Linked DNA regions of Homo sapiens: region 1 is linked to region 2. Evidence: chromatin contacts called from ENCODE Hi-C or POLR2A ChIA-PET data. All regions are on one chromosome and are shown on one strand. The core of a region is the stretch at or near the end of the contact, and the rest is flanking DNA. Distances in the headings are between cores, read along the strand shown.

Region 1 (7,203 bases), core at 4,055-6,554, 260 kb before region 2:
TGGAACCATTTGTTCACTATCACAGAACCATGACTGATGACATCTGGTAAAATGCTTTCCCTAAAAATCCTGCAAATTCACCTGACGTTCTGGTTCTGGGTAAAACAGAGACAGTAAAATATCTTGAGGCAAATATTAAGGACAATACCACAGCCCAGGAGAACTGGACACTAGAGCCGAGTCTTCCCTTTTTCTTCCTTCTGTACAGCATGGAAAGCCAGTCAGCAGGCTCCAGGAAGCAGCCTTTCTGATATTCTCTTTGCTTTTTTTTTTGAGACAGAGTCTCGCTCTGTCACCCAGGCTGGAGTGCAGTGGCACAATCTCGGCTCACTGCAACCTCTGCCTCCCGGGTTCAAGCAATTCTCCTGCCTCAGCCTCCTGAGTAGCTGGGACTACAGGCACGCACCATCATGCCTGGCTAATTGCTGTATTTTTAGTTGAGACGGGGTTTCGCTGTGTTGGCCAGGCTGGTCTCGAACTCCTGACCTCAAGCGAGCTACCAGCTTCGGCCTCCCAAAGTGCTGGGATTACAGGCGTGAGCCACTGGGGCTCCCCACTCTGATATTCTCTCAACTGCCTGTAAGCTCCACACTGCCCTCAGGATGGTGGTCTAATGCCTTAGCGTGGCTGTCAAGCCATCTGTGTTTTGACTGACCTTATCCCCCGACACTCCCAGATCGTGAGCCTTGTGCTTGGTGTTGCCTACAATCTCCATAGCCTTCCCCATCCTTCCACCTTTGCACACCTACTTAAATTCCTCCATGGTTGCAATTAGCTCTCAGCTGCCTTATTTGCTTATTCATCTCTCACTCCACTAGACTGCAAGCCCTTCCATAGCAGGAAACATGAACTACTCCTATTTATTCCTATGTACATGCTTGGGACATAGAAAGCAAGAATTATTTGTTGAACGACTGGATGGATGAATGAATGCTTCAAAAGAGCCATTTAAAATGTAGATTCTCATTGAATGCTCAGGTTTCAGGGTGATGGCTGTGTTCACTTGTTTAGCAATAGTAGAGGACATTTTCACTACCTGCTAGCGTTTGGCTCCTCAGTTTTGTTTAATAGAAGATGTAGTATTGGGGCAACAGTAATGAGTTAGAGAACAGGCAGGTTTTCAACAGCAGCCCTTTATTGCAGCAAAAATTTATTGCAGCAAAAGATAATCTGAGCCAACCACAACCTAAATCACTGTTGCTGGCAATGACAGGAGTTAAAAGGAGAATCAAAATGATTATGTTGAACCACTCTGGCATCCGGCATCTATTACAGTGCATCCTCAGTTCATGTTACTATTTTTGTAGCTAATAACATCAGTTTTTTCAATAATTGATCTTACATATTTAATATATATGTTAATTTCACATTACTTAGATACAAGTGCTATGAAAGATTGCTAAGTCTAAAAGCAGAAGTGAATGTGGTCTAAAAAAGTGAGTTTGATGAATTTCTTTTCTATTGAGCTGGCTGCTCATTTGACTAAATCAACTAATCCACACAGGTGTTTGGGTGTCAAGTACGTGTTGCCTAAGTCATATTCTTTTGAGCTAGAAAAGTTGTTCCACTTAATTTCAAACCATTTTGTTAATACTTTCCAAATTTCTGGAAATCTGCTCATTTAAAACTTACTTGGATGTCTAATGGTTTGCAAATTTTGTATTTTAGCAGTAGTATCCACCACTACCCTGATGTGCAACACACACTGCACATTTTACAACTTTATACTTGAAGACTTAAAAGTCTCCCTTTGACTGATTAGCGGTGTTGAAAATGATGGGTCATGTCTATGATGCAAAATCAATTGACAAAAAATACTGAATGGCTTTAAAAGGGAAAAGCATCTCTGAATTATGTTTGTAAAGGAACATCTTTAATTTTTCTTAAATTCTACTTTCTGTTCTTAGTTTTTTGTCTTTTTTTCTTTTTCTTTTTTATTTAGAGATGGGGTCTCACTGCATTGCTCAGGCTGGTCTGAAACTCCTGGCTTCAAGTAATCCTCCCACCTTGGCCTCCCAAAGTACTGGCATTACAGGCATGAGCTACTGTGCCCAGCCCAATGTTTTGCTTTTCAATAAACTTTGTTTTCTTTTTTATTTATTTAGTCTTACCAGACCAAATTATTTTCATTAAGAGTTATGGTCAGAGTTGGAGCTTGGGAGCAGTAAGAAGGAACAGGTTATAATAATAAAAATACTATTTCCCTAATACTTGTTTGTAAACCATGCTTTTTGTTTTTGTTTTTCAACATACCCATTTTTCTCAATAGGCTATATTGCTGAAAAGTTTTCAGAAAGTTCTATTAAAAAATAACCAAAGTCTTACACTTAATAGATTTTTAGTAACTTTGTTAAATGAATGTCAGACACAAAGCTAATGCTAGTATTTGGAAGTGATGTCGTTGAAGTTTTGATAAGGACATTTAAAGTTATGGATGATAATTAAGTCTTACTGTAAATTACTACCTGACTATGAAACTTAGTACAGTCAATGTAGCTCTGTAAGAGAAATAATAAAGATAGAATAGTCATGACTAGGTGCTTTTCTTCTTAATCATTCACGGGAAGGAGCAAAAAAGATAATGAACATTTTTTTGAATACCTATTTGTGCCACTCAATAATTCAGGAACTTCAGAGATCTCAGTTAATCCTTTCAGCCAAACAGGTTACAAATAAAGAATCTGAGGTTCATAAAAGTTTGGAAATTCATACAACTTCAGAGAGACGGGTTGGGGGATGGTGGGACTGGGGATTAAACCCAAGCCTGCCTGGCTCCAAGGCAGTTTCCACTGCAGGGTCTACTGTATTTGGAATTTCTATCAGGTAGTTCTGGTAGCTTTTTGGAAGAAAGTGTAGAAGAAAGTTTGAAAGTCATTCTTATGATCGGTTTGCTTCCTGGTTCCTAACCAACCAAGTGGATCTAAGTGAGGCCACTTTGTAAACAGGTCGTTCTCCAAATTGATGAACACAGCAGAATCTGAGACATTTTCAGAAACTTTGTACTGCAGATTTAATATGGTCTGTTGCTCAGGGGAAGCGGAGATTGTTGAGACTGTAGGCACCCTTATTTTCCCTCTCACATAGCAATCTTTTTTTTTTTCTTAAGACAAGGTCTCGCTCTGTCACCCAGGATGGAGTGCTGCGGTGTGATCACAGCTCACTGCAGCCTGAACCTCCTGGGCTAAAGTGATCTTTCCACCTCAGCCTCCCAAATAGTGGGGATTACAGGTGTGAGCAACCACGCCCCACAGTAGCAATCCTTTTCTTAAACCAGCAGCAGGACAAATGTCTTCCTGAAGATTTGTAACACCTGGTAGTGATCCCAACTCCTTCTGGGCCCGCTTAAGACTAAGTTTCTGGTTAGGAAAGAAGAAACTGCAGAGCTTAGTAGTTAAGGGCACACAGGAGTCAGACAACCTTGGGTGTGAATCCCGGCACTGCCATGGTACTAATGTGTTGCATGAGTCATGTTGAGAGGTGAGGCCAGCTGGACTTCCTGGGTCCAGTGGGGACTTGGGGAACTTTCCTGTCTTACAAGAGGATTGTAAAACGCACCAATCAGCAGGATTCTAAAAGTAGCCAGTCACGGGAAGGATTGAAAAAGAGGGCACTCTGATAGGATAGAAATGGAACATGGGTGGGGACAATAAGGGAATAAAAGCTGGCCACCCCAGCCAGCAGCGGCATCCCACTTGGGTCCTCCTCCATGCTGTGGAAGCTTTTTCGCTCTTCACAATAAACCTTGCTACTGCTCACTCTTTGGGTCCCGGCCATCTTTAAGAGCTGTAACACTCACCGCGAAGGTCTGTGGCTTCATTCTTGAAGTCACTGAGACCACGAACCCACTGGCAGGAACCAAGTCCAGACACAATGTTATGCAAGCTTTCTAGACCCTTTCTGTAAAATGGGTATAATAATAGTATCTAAGTCATGGGGATTTTGTGAGGATTAAATGAAATGCCTGTTAAGCATTTAAAATGCCTGGCACATTGAAAGTTCTTTTTGGAGACAAGTCTTGCTCTGCCGCCCAGGCTGGAGTGCAGTGACATGATCTCTGCTCACTGCAGCCTCTGCCTCCTGGGTTCAAGCAATTCGGTGCCTCAGCCCTGAGTAGCTGGGATTACAGGCATGCGCCAACACGCCCACCCAATTTTTGTATTTTTAGTAGAGATGGGGTTTCACCATGTTGGCCAGGGTGGTCTGGAACTCCTGACCTCAGGTTATCCTCCTGCCTCGACCTCCCAAAGTGCTAGGATTACAGGTGTGAACCACTGCCTTTGGGCCAAAAGTACTTAATTCTTATTGATGTCCACATTCAACAATTACTAGGTTTGTTTTTTCTGCATCCAGCTGCAAATGATCTTCAAAGTTGTGAACTCAGGAAATCTCAGAGGCGTTTATAGGCTTTCCAACCAGAGATGATATTTGTAATTCAAAGAAGTAAATAGAAATCCTTAAGAGAACCCCTTTCAAGCTAAGTTCCCATCTAATATGGAGTGGTGGCTTCGAATGATCCTTTTGGCTTATCTTTTTAAGTGTAAGAATTTTTGATGAATCACACTTCGTACCTATTTGGTCACTTTCACCAAAGTACAAAACCAGTCTGCCACCAGAAGAAATTTAATAACCTTGAGACTCAGAGAAGCAATGCTGCCTGATTGGTGGACAGCCAGACCAGTGAGGGTCAGACGTGGCTCTTCGGCTCCGGACACGGGAATGTGGTGGAAATGAGATCCTCCAGCGATTCTAAGGAGTGTTTTGTTCTTCTGGCTTAAGAGAAGGGCAGAGGACAGAACCAAGGGGAAAGAGAGACAGGCCCAGCCATTGTCTGACGTGAGGCACGATAACACATTAGAGGGCTGGTTTAGCAAAGGGCAAGGTAGAGTTGGCATTAGACGCGCTTGCAAAGGGAGGCGGGCAAGAGCTTCAAGACGCGAATGACACTTGAGCAGCCTGGGCTCACGTCTGGTAAGGTTTACGCCGCCTGTTCCCGCCATCTGGCAACTCCCTCCCAGAAGGGTGAGTTTGGTTCTTGGCAAATCCCCTTCGGACACACAAGCTCTTTTATTAAAATATAACCCCACTAACAGATTGCAGACTAGGCACAGAAGCCCCAAAGCACCCCCAGAGACCGCAGCAGTCCCGCCCCGCCGCCCCCGGATCCGCGCGGCTGCCAGAAGCTCCCCTCCCCCAGATCTTGGCCCCTCCCTGAGGCGCGCGAGCGTGTCGTCGCCCGCTCCCGGCCAATCAGGGCGCGCGACCAAAATAGCGCCATATAAAAGCTGGATGGCGGGCGCGGCCGGTGCAGAGCCTCGCGCTGGGGTGGGGTTGCGCGCGCAGGTGAGGGGGGCGGGGCCGGCGCGACCGGCGGGGCGGGGCGGACACTCCCACCGCGCACCTGCTTCTGCCTGACGTGTACCCGGAAGGTCGTCAGCTCAGGCTCCAAATATGTAACAGTGAGTTTCTAAGTGAGTCACACGGACGCGGTTGGTTTCCAGTGAGGCATAACTCATCGCTTCACTCTTCTCAACGGTTCCCTCTTCGGAAGGAAGCGCAGTCCGCAGCGTCGTCCGAGGGCGTGATCGCCTGCGTCGCACCCGCGTCTCCAGTGGCCACCCCTTGTCCTACAGGAACGCGCATCTGCTTAGCAGGCGCTGAGCCCTTGAGGAGGCCTAAAATGAATGAACGCGGCTGTGCCTCCTGAGCAGGCTCACAGTTGTGGGTGGGGGACAGAAGGGTGTCCATGCCTAAGGTCGACGGCGATAAGACAGACGTTCTTCCCAGGAGGAGATCAGTTCCAGGTGGGAGGCATTTCTAGGAGTCACCTTTCTCCGAGGAAGTGACCTGAGCTGTAGGAGGTGGAATCACAAAGGCTTTGGTGCCCTACACACCTGGGTTTTAGCCTCAGCTTGAGTCACTCACCCAGTCTGTGACGCTGAACACATCAGGAAACCTCAAACTTTCCCCATCTTTAAGATGCAGATAATAGCCGGTCACCATGGCGTGTGCTTGTAATGGCAGCTACTCGGGAGGCTGAGGCAGGAGGATCTCTTGAACCTGGGAGGTGGAGGTTGCAGTAAGCCGAGATCGTGCCACTCACTCCAGCCTGGGCAACAGAGCGAGACTCCATCTCAATAAATAAATAAATAACACTACATGACTGATAGCATATTTTTGAGGAGCATCTCTCCCCCTCCGTGCTTGGGTTTAATCCCCCCTTCCTCTCTCCCTCCCTCCCTTCCTCCCTTCTTTCTTCCTTCGTTACGTTTCTCTTCATTTCTTTTTTTCTCCATCATTCCTTCATTTTTCTTATTTTTTCCTAACTGATATAATTTACACACAATAAATCGCACAGAAATTAAGAGGACAGCTGGGTGAAGTTTTACATATGTATACACATGTCATTAGCCCCTAGGTCAAGATCTAGAACATTTCCATCACCCCAGGTTTCCAACTGCTCCTTCCGGTCAGTAGTACTTCCCCAGAGGTAACCACTATTCATTTGGACTTAAATTACCAAGTATGAGTTGTGTCTACTCTTAAACTTCATGTAATTGCAATCAAGCATTATGCTTTATTCCAAACTTGTCCAACCCGCACAGGCCACGGTTTTGAATGTGGCCCAACACAAATTTGTAAACTTTCTTAAAACATTGCGAGATTTTTTGTGACTTTATTTATTTATTTATTTTTTTGAGACAGAGTCTCTGTTGCCCAGGCTGGAGTGCAGTGGTGTGATCTCGGCTTACTGTAACCACCGCTTCCCAGGTTCAAGCGATTCTCATGCCTCAACCTCCCGAGTAGCTGAGATTACAGGCTGGTGCCACCACACCTGGCTAATTTTTGTATTTTTAGTAGAGATGGGGTTTCACCATATTGGGCAGGCCGGTCTCAAACTCCCGACCTCAGGTGATCTGACCACCTCGGCCTCCCAAAGTGCTGGGATTACAGGCATCAGCCACCGCGCCCCGCCATGTGATTTTTTTTTTTTTTTTTTAGCCCATCAGCTATTGTTAATTTTAGTGTATTTTATGTGTGGCCCAAGGCAATTCTTCCAGTGTGGCCCAGGGAAGCCAAAAGATTGGACACCTTTGCATTTCTGTTTTTTTTCACCCACCGTAGTGTCTGTAAGATTCCTCCATGTTATCACACGTATCAGTAGTTTGAAGTTTGTTTATTACTGAATAGTATTCTATTGCATGA
Region 2 (6,424 bases), core at 1,559-4,058:
GAAAGACATGTCTCACATGGCAGCAGGCAAGAGAAAAGAGCTTGTGCAGGGAAACTCCCTTTATAAAACCATCGGATCTCATGAGACTTATTCACTATCATGAGAATAACACAGGAAAGACCCTCTCCATGATTCAGTTACCTCCCACCGGCTCCCTCACACAACATGTGGGAATTGTGGGAGCTACAGTTCAAGATGAGATCTGGGGGGTGGACACAGCCAAACCATATCAGGCTGATTTCTACAATATTTGACTAAAAACTTTTTAATGTATGTAGTTCATATAATTAATTTTCTGCTAAAGAACTTCTAGAAGACAAAATAAAAACCTTTCTTTATGCATTTAAACAGAAAATGGCATAACCTACAGATAGCATTTACTCAGAGGGCGGTTAATCATTTTTTACAAACATGCAGAGTTTGGTAATAATGGCAAGGAAATCTCCTCTCCTCAGCCCACTCCCCAGGATGCAGGACACTCACAATTACTTTAAAATTATGTTTTTGAAGATGTTTCTTCTGTTCCATGTTTCCTGAAGGGGTATTCTTATCTGTTGTCTTATTTCTATTTTTGACTCTAAAATTAATCTTCGGTATTATCACTTTGAGTAGACATTATTATAAAAAGTAAACAGATACTTATCTATATTATCAAAAGTATAATTTGCTACATAATTTATTTATATTTAAATAGAATGTTTTATATTTACATTATAAAAATTAACTATGATTAGTAGAGAATATTTGAAAAATGTAGAAAAATAGAGGCAGATAGATAAATGCTGGTCATATTTTGGTATATTTCTTGTCTGATCCTTTTCAATGCATTTTTACATAGTTGTGATTCTTTTAAAGACACAATTTTGTTTCCTGGTTTTTTTCAGTTAAGATAAAATAGCATACACATTTCCATATTCATCACAAGTTTTTTATGGTTTTGTTATTATGTATTTTTTAATGTTATGGATGCACTGTAATTTAATCTGCCCACATAATTTTAAGGAATTAGATGGTTTCATATTTTTAACAATCATAAACAATGCTATAATAAATATGTTTGTAGGTACTTTTATAATATTTAGGATTATTAGCTTAGAACAAATTACTAGAAGTGTATTTCTGTACTAAAGCTTCTGATGATTTGAAACCTATTTATGCATGTTACCACTACAAAAGGATTGCACCTATTCATTCCCCATCTAGTGTTGTTTAAGTGTGCCCACTTGCCCTGTGCTCGCCAGCAGAGGGGGTGCTCATATTTAAAAATCTTTATTAATTTGATAGGGGAAAATTTTTTACCTTATAACTTGCTTCTATAAACATTATTGTAAGATCGAACATTATACAAATGTTTGTTAACCAGATGTATGTATTTCTTCTTTAATGATTTTTCTATTCGTGCTGCTATTGCAGGCATTTAAATGAAGGACTGTTTAGGTGAATGGCAGGAAAGTGGCATCTGACAGTCAGCCTGATGTGGTTTTCCCTCGGTGCCATGGAAATACTCATGGTGACGCAGAAAATTATGAAAATTAATAGCACCACCAAAAATTAGTACTAGGAGGGAAACTATTGCTGAACAGGGAAGAACATTCCAGAGCACAAATGTCTCCTCTTTTTATTTTGCTCCAAAAAAAATTTGTTAAGCAATATATCCATAATCCATATCATGATTCAAAAATACAGAGAACATCTGTACATTATTTAATAAAAGTACAATATTATTTTTCCTTTACAAAGAGAACACAAGTAATAATTCCTTGAAAGTAAAATGTAACATTCATCTTAAAGCTGCATCAACTTTTTGGATGAAATGTGGTTAAAATGAATACCATAAAATACATAGGAAGAAAGAAACATCAGTAAAACTCTCCTCTGAATGGCAATAGTTATCTTACATTTCCCCTGCCTTAAAATCCCACTTGGCACACATAATGAAGGCTAATCACTGTTGACTAAAAATTAGGAAATTAAGGAAAACCTTAAGCCTTCAATGCCCATAATAAATGTGCCTCATTGTTTTATTCTAAACCATGATGACCTAACCTAGGACAGGGCAGACCGCTGGTTCTGTGGTCATGTGGGAAGCTGCTCTGGGCCAACATTATTGCTCAGAGCAGCCCCTGCCAGGGCTCCTGATGACATGTCAGGAGGCCAAGTGCAGTGGGGATATTGAACAGGAGACAAGCTGTCTGCTGTCCCCATCCATCCCAGCAAGCCCTCCCACTGTTGCTGTCTGTACAGCTGCTTTCGCTGTCCCAGGCAGACTGGAAGACACCCAGCCCCCGTGGCCCTGGCCAATCAATACCGGTCTTATGTCCACTTGTCCAGGGGCTCTGCCTAGCACGAGATGGACAGTCAGCTGCTGCTCAGACAGCCATGAGTCTCCCTGCTTGGCATCTGTGTTCCAGGCAGCAGCACCATGAGCATATTCACAGATACTGGGGTCTCAGTTTAACCAACTCTTTTTTTTTCTTCAATGCAGCGTGCTTCCTCGTATAGGAAAACCGGAGGATTTCCTCAAATTGCTGAGTGATAATGTAGCACTGAGACCAGGGAAAATGATTTTGCTTCTCCTCTGAGTAAAACACTGCTTTCCTTACAGGTAAATCACACAGCCATGGAGGCACCCACATCTTTGGCTCAGATGAAGCTGCCAGAGTGACCCACTGGGTCCAGCGCAGATGCCCTCAATTCAAGAGATGGGTCTGGAGCTGGGCAGGTGTGGAGGGGGGTCTGGTCCAAGACTAAGTCCCTGAATCACCCCTGGGAAGAGAGCGGCCAGGCCTTCTGGAGCAAGGCTCGGATGATGCAAGCAGTGTGACTCCTGTGTCCTTGCAGAGCTGGGGCCTGGCCAGGCAGCATGACCTTCTTTTCCAACTGAACGGCCACTCCTGAGTGTCTGTCTCACGGGCAGACAGCCTTTCTGCCTAGAGAAAAGCATTTGGTCAGGGTCCAAACTGTGTCCCAAGGAACTGTCTTATTCTGCTCACATTTTCTGTTTTTTTTTTTTGCCAAAGCTATATGTGTATTATTTTGGTAATATTATTGTAACTGGTAAAAGTAAACACTAAGAAGAGATAAGCACAGAAACTTAAAAAGAAAAAGTCAAAATTCAATACATGGGACAGTGCACAGTGGCAGCCAGGATGGCATCATTGCATGTTAAACAATAGCTTCCCACACAGAAGCCAGTCACCTTTCCTAAGAAGGCAGCGAGACCTCAGGAAGCCAGGCGATGATCGAAACTTAACCAGCCACCAGAACCTGCATCAGCGACACCAGGTCTTTCTGGTGACAGCAGTGAGAGTGAATGGTTCAAAAGTGGAGTGCAAACATCAGATTCACTTCTTCTTTTTTTTTTTTTTTAGATGGAGTCTCGCTCTGTCACCCAGGCTGGAGTGCAGTGGCGCGATCTCGGCTCACTGCAACCTCCACCTCCTGGGCTCAAGCAATTCTCCTGCCTCAGCCTCCTGAGTAGCTGGGATTACAGGCGCCCGCCACCATGCCCGGGTAATTTTTTTATTTTTAGTAGAGACAGGGTTTCGCCATGTTGGTCAGGCTGGTCTTGAATTCCTGACCTTAGGTGATCTGCCTGCCTTGGCCTCCCAAAGTGTTTGGATTACAGGCATGAGCCACTGCGCCCGGCCATCAGATTCACTTCTGAAGAACCGCCGGGTGCTGTTTTATCACAAACTCCCTGCACTTACCTATTTCTCTCCACAACAAATGGTAGAAGAGTGAAAAAAAATTTTCCCCACAATTTATTCTCCATAATCTCTAAACATCCGTGTTAACAAAAAGCTGTCACTAAATAAAAATACATCTTTAGTTTCACGGCTGTGGCTGAGACAGGTGTGTGGAGCGGTGCGGCTGGCTCCCTCTGGGGCCTACCTGACCCTTTTTCTTCTGAGCTGCAGGAAGGCACCGGGTCTGAGGGAGCCCCTTCCGGCCTGGGACCCATGGGGTGAGCTGCAGCAGCGGCCGACCACCCACCTGCACCTGCCTGGCACCTGCCGCCTGGGAAGGGTCCGCTTGTGCCCACTGACCATACCCACCAGCATCCGAGAGCACACCCTGCTCTCTCAGCTGGCTCCCGGGAAGCACAGGCAGTCCAGAAACATCCCTGGAACCAGGGGACCAGGAACCACGGGATCATGGATGTGGAGACCGTCCTGACCAGGACCGTTGTGGGATGTTCTCGTTCTCATTCACTCCCTGTGAACCTCCTGCGGGGAGGGTCCCGTCTGAGAGACAGAGCTTCACAAGTCCCTTTCTGCTTTATTTCCTGTCTCAGTGACACATTAGAAAACAGGAGGAAAAGATATCATAGCTGCAGCCACCGGAAGGAAGCGAGGCTATCATTCCAAATGACCCTCCTCATAAAGAAAAACGGACTTAAACTGGGAATTTCACGTCTCAGTTGTCTCCTAGGTTTCTTTCTCTGGTGTGAGGACAGAAACAGGCTTCCCTGCCTTCCCCAGGAACCTCTCCCTCCTCTGAAGGCCTGGGAGAGCATTTCTGAGAGCTTGCAGTGCTCTTGGGAGCCACACTAGGCACCATCACAAACGTATCACAACAGACCGCACGTGTGCATTCTTCCCCAGCTAGCACCAAAAAGAAGATTCCAAATCGGTTTGGTGAATGGTGGTTAAACAAAAAGTACAGTCTAGCTTCCTAGTTTCCTTCCAGAACTGCTGCTGTGGCACAACCAATTCACATCAAGGAATCCTCTGGGACGTGAGCTGCGGGCCTGGCGACGCGCAACACAAGCAGGGCAGGGCATTCATTGTTCATCGGCTCCTAGCAGGTGGACTCTCTTCACAGACACACAGACCCACGATCTTCGTGCTATTACGGTTGCTTCATCTTCACAGTAAAAGCGTCAGGAATTCCCAGAGCGATGGGACATCAGCTCGGCTGTTCCGCTGTCTCTTGTCGGTGCTGGTCACGGAACCAACAGCCCCTTTGGTAATGAAGAGCTCTTTACTCCTGAGGGAGGACTGAAGTCCAAGCCAAAAGGCAGGGCACAGTGACGCAGAGGCCACTCCCTCAGGGGATGAGCCCCCTGCCCTCCCCAGGCCCATCAGAGGCCTCCCCGACAAGAGTGCTCGGTGGCCGGAACCGGCAGGGAGCTGAGTGCGAGGAGACCCGGGACACCGCTGCACTGGCCCCGCACGCGCGTCTCAGTGGCGGGTGTGCTCCTGCGGTGTTGGGACGCATGGAGCCCGTGCTGTACGAAACAGTCGTAGAAAACTACAAACAGGCTACACGAGGGGGAGGCCTCGAGCTGCAAAGTGGTGGCTGTGGACCACGTTAAACCGTCTCTACCCGGCCTGTGCGCTTGGCCTGGCAGCCTGAGCTCACAATCGTCCGACCACGTCCACTGGACGCCCTCGGTGACTGCTGGGCACATACGGGGGTCATCCTATCAAAAGTTACGGTGAAGTCAGGGTGGGTGGCGAGTCCCTGCAAGGTCGCCCCTCTGTGCCAACACAGCCTGATGGCTTCTTGTTTCAGGAAACATCCAGAATTACAACTGGCCATTGAGTTATTACATATCAATTGAACAAGGTAGTTTTAAAATGAAAGAAAATCTTGCAACATGAATAAAGAGATAGACTCTTTGAATCTGGCATACAGCTTTCCCTTCCTTCTTCCTGCTTTCCTGGACACACCGTGGACAGACCCATTTCCCTCTGGATTCATGGTAAGGTATGTGTGGCCTCTGGAGGAAGGCAGATGGTGGGTCTTACTCCGGTTACAGTGCTTTATTTACCAAATCGTAGCTACACTGCCTTTCCCCCTGCCAGAAAAGGTTGTCGAACTCTTTTATCTTGGAGCATTTATGGGACCTGGATCCCACTGCGTGATTTTGGGAAATGCTTGTCTAAGGAGCTTTCAGGCTCTGTGTGAAGAGCTATATATCCAGCCATGGTGCTTTCATGAGTAAAGACATTAGAAAGACTTTTTCAAATACCAAAGGGTCCAGAAATATTCTCTTAGTGGCTCATTCTATTCATTTTGGGTCCTGGGGCAAGAGAACAAATAGTAATCTACATACCTGTACTTAAGTGGTGTTGATAAATCACACTTCAAGGTAATACACTCTTAAGTAAAATATATCCTCTCATTTTTCATGATTACTTGAAGGCCCTGGTGGAAGCTCTGCTCCAGGACAAGGGGACGCCAGTCACCTGTGGCGCCATCTCAAGGTGGCATCGCGTGGAGCTGGGTCCTGCTCTTACTGCCGCCTGACAGCAGTGCCCAGCCTGGCTCGGTGCCTCACCTGCCCCTGCCCCACCATCAGCGCTTTCTTAACAGAATAGCAATGCCGTTCCGGTGTTCTTCCATTCCCAAGCCACTGCGTGTGTCTCTGAGGAAACTGCCCCTTCCACTGTGGGAGGTCCGGCCCTGATTAGTC

What was found. Hi-C counts contacts between places; a loop is a spot of excess contacts on that map. ChIA-PET counts read pairs that join two places held with the same protein, here RNA polymerase II (POLR2A). Pooled maps may share reads with other maps.
Region 1: a map of OCI-LY7 shows a loop between it and region 2 (5-fold over the local background). The contact joins the promoter of LINC02901 here to the enhancer-like site in region 2. A Hi-C loop is called at or near these places in 2 of 168 maps with a recorded cell type or tissue (B cell and OCI-LY7), 2 of 37 single-sample maps with no recorded cell type and 9 of 50 pooled maps. POLR2A ChIA-PET finds 5 or more read pairs at or near these places in 3 of 52 experiments (B cell, OCI-LY7 and activated T-cell).

What each region holds. Positions count from the first base shown.
Region 1 is chr6:158,864,510-158,871,712 of GRCh38, forward strand. LINC02901 (long intergenic non-protein coding RNA 2901) reads left to right here and starts at 5,305. Exons shown (of 3, transcript NR_160980.1): 1 at 5,305-5,468. RefSeq lists enhancers at 4,279-4,951, 4,952-5,624, 5,525-5,694, 5,625-6,298 and a silencer at 5,125-5,444.
Region 2 is chr6:159,123,952-159,130,375 of GRCh38, forward strand. No RefSeq gene overlaps it. Among named protein-coding and RNA genes, the nearest start is that of FNDC1, 42 kb to the right of the region's middle. RefSeq lists enhancers at 806-3,861, 3,348-3,427 and a silencer at 3,818-3,867. Within about 2 kb of position 2,809, at least 12 of the 41 ENCODE cell types and tissues checked have a DNase peak (open chromatin) inside an H3K27ac peak, as active enhancers do; they include B cell and OCI-LY7, where a contact is called at or near this core.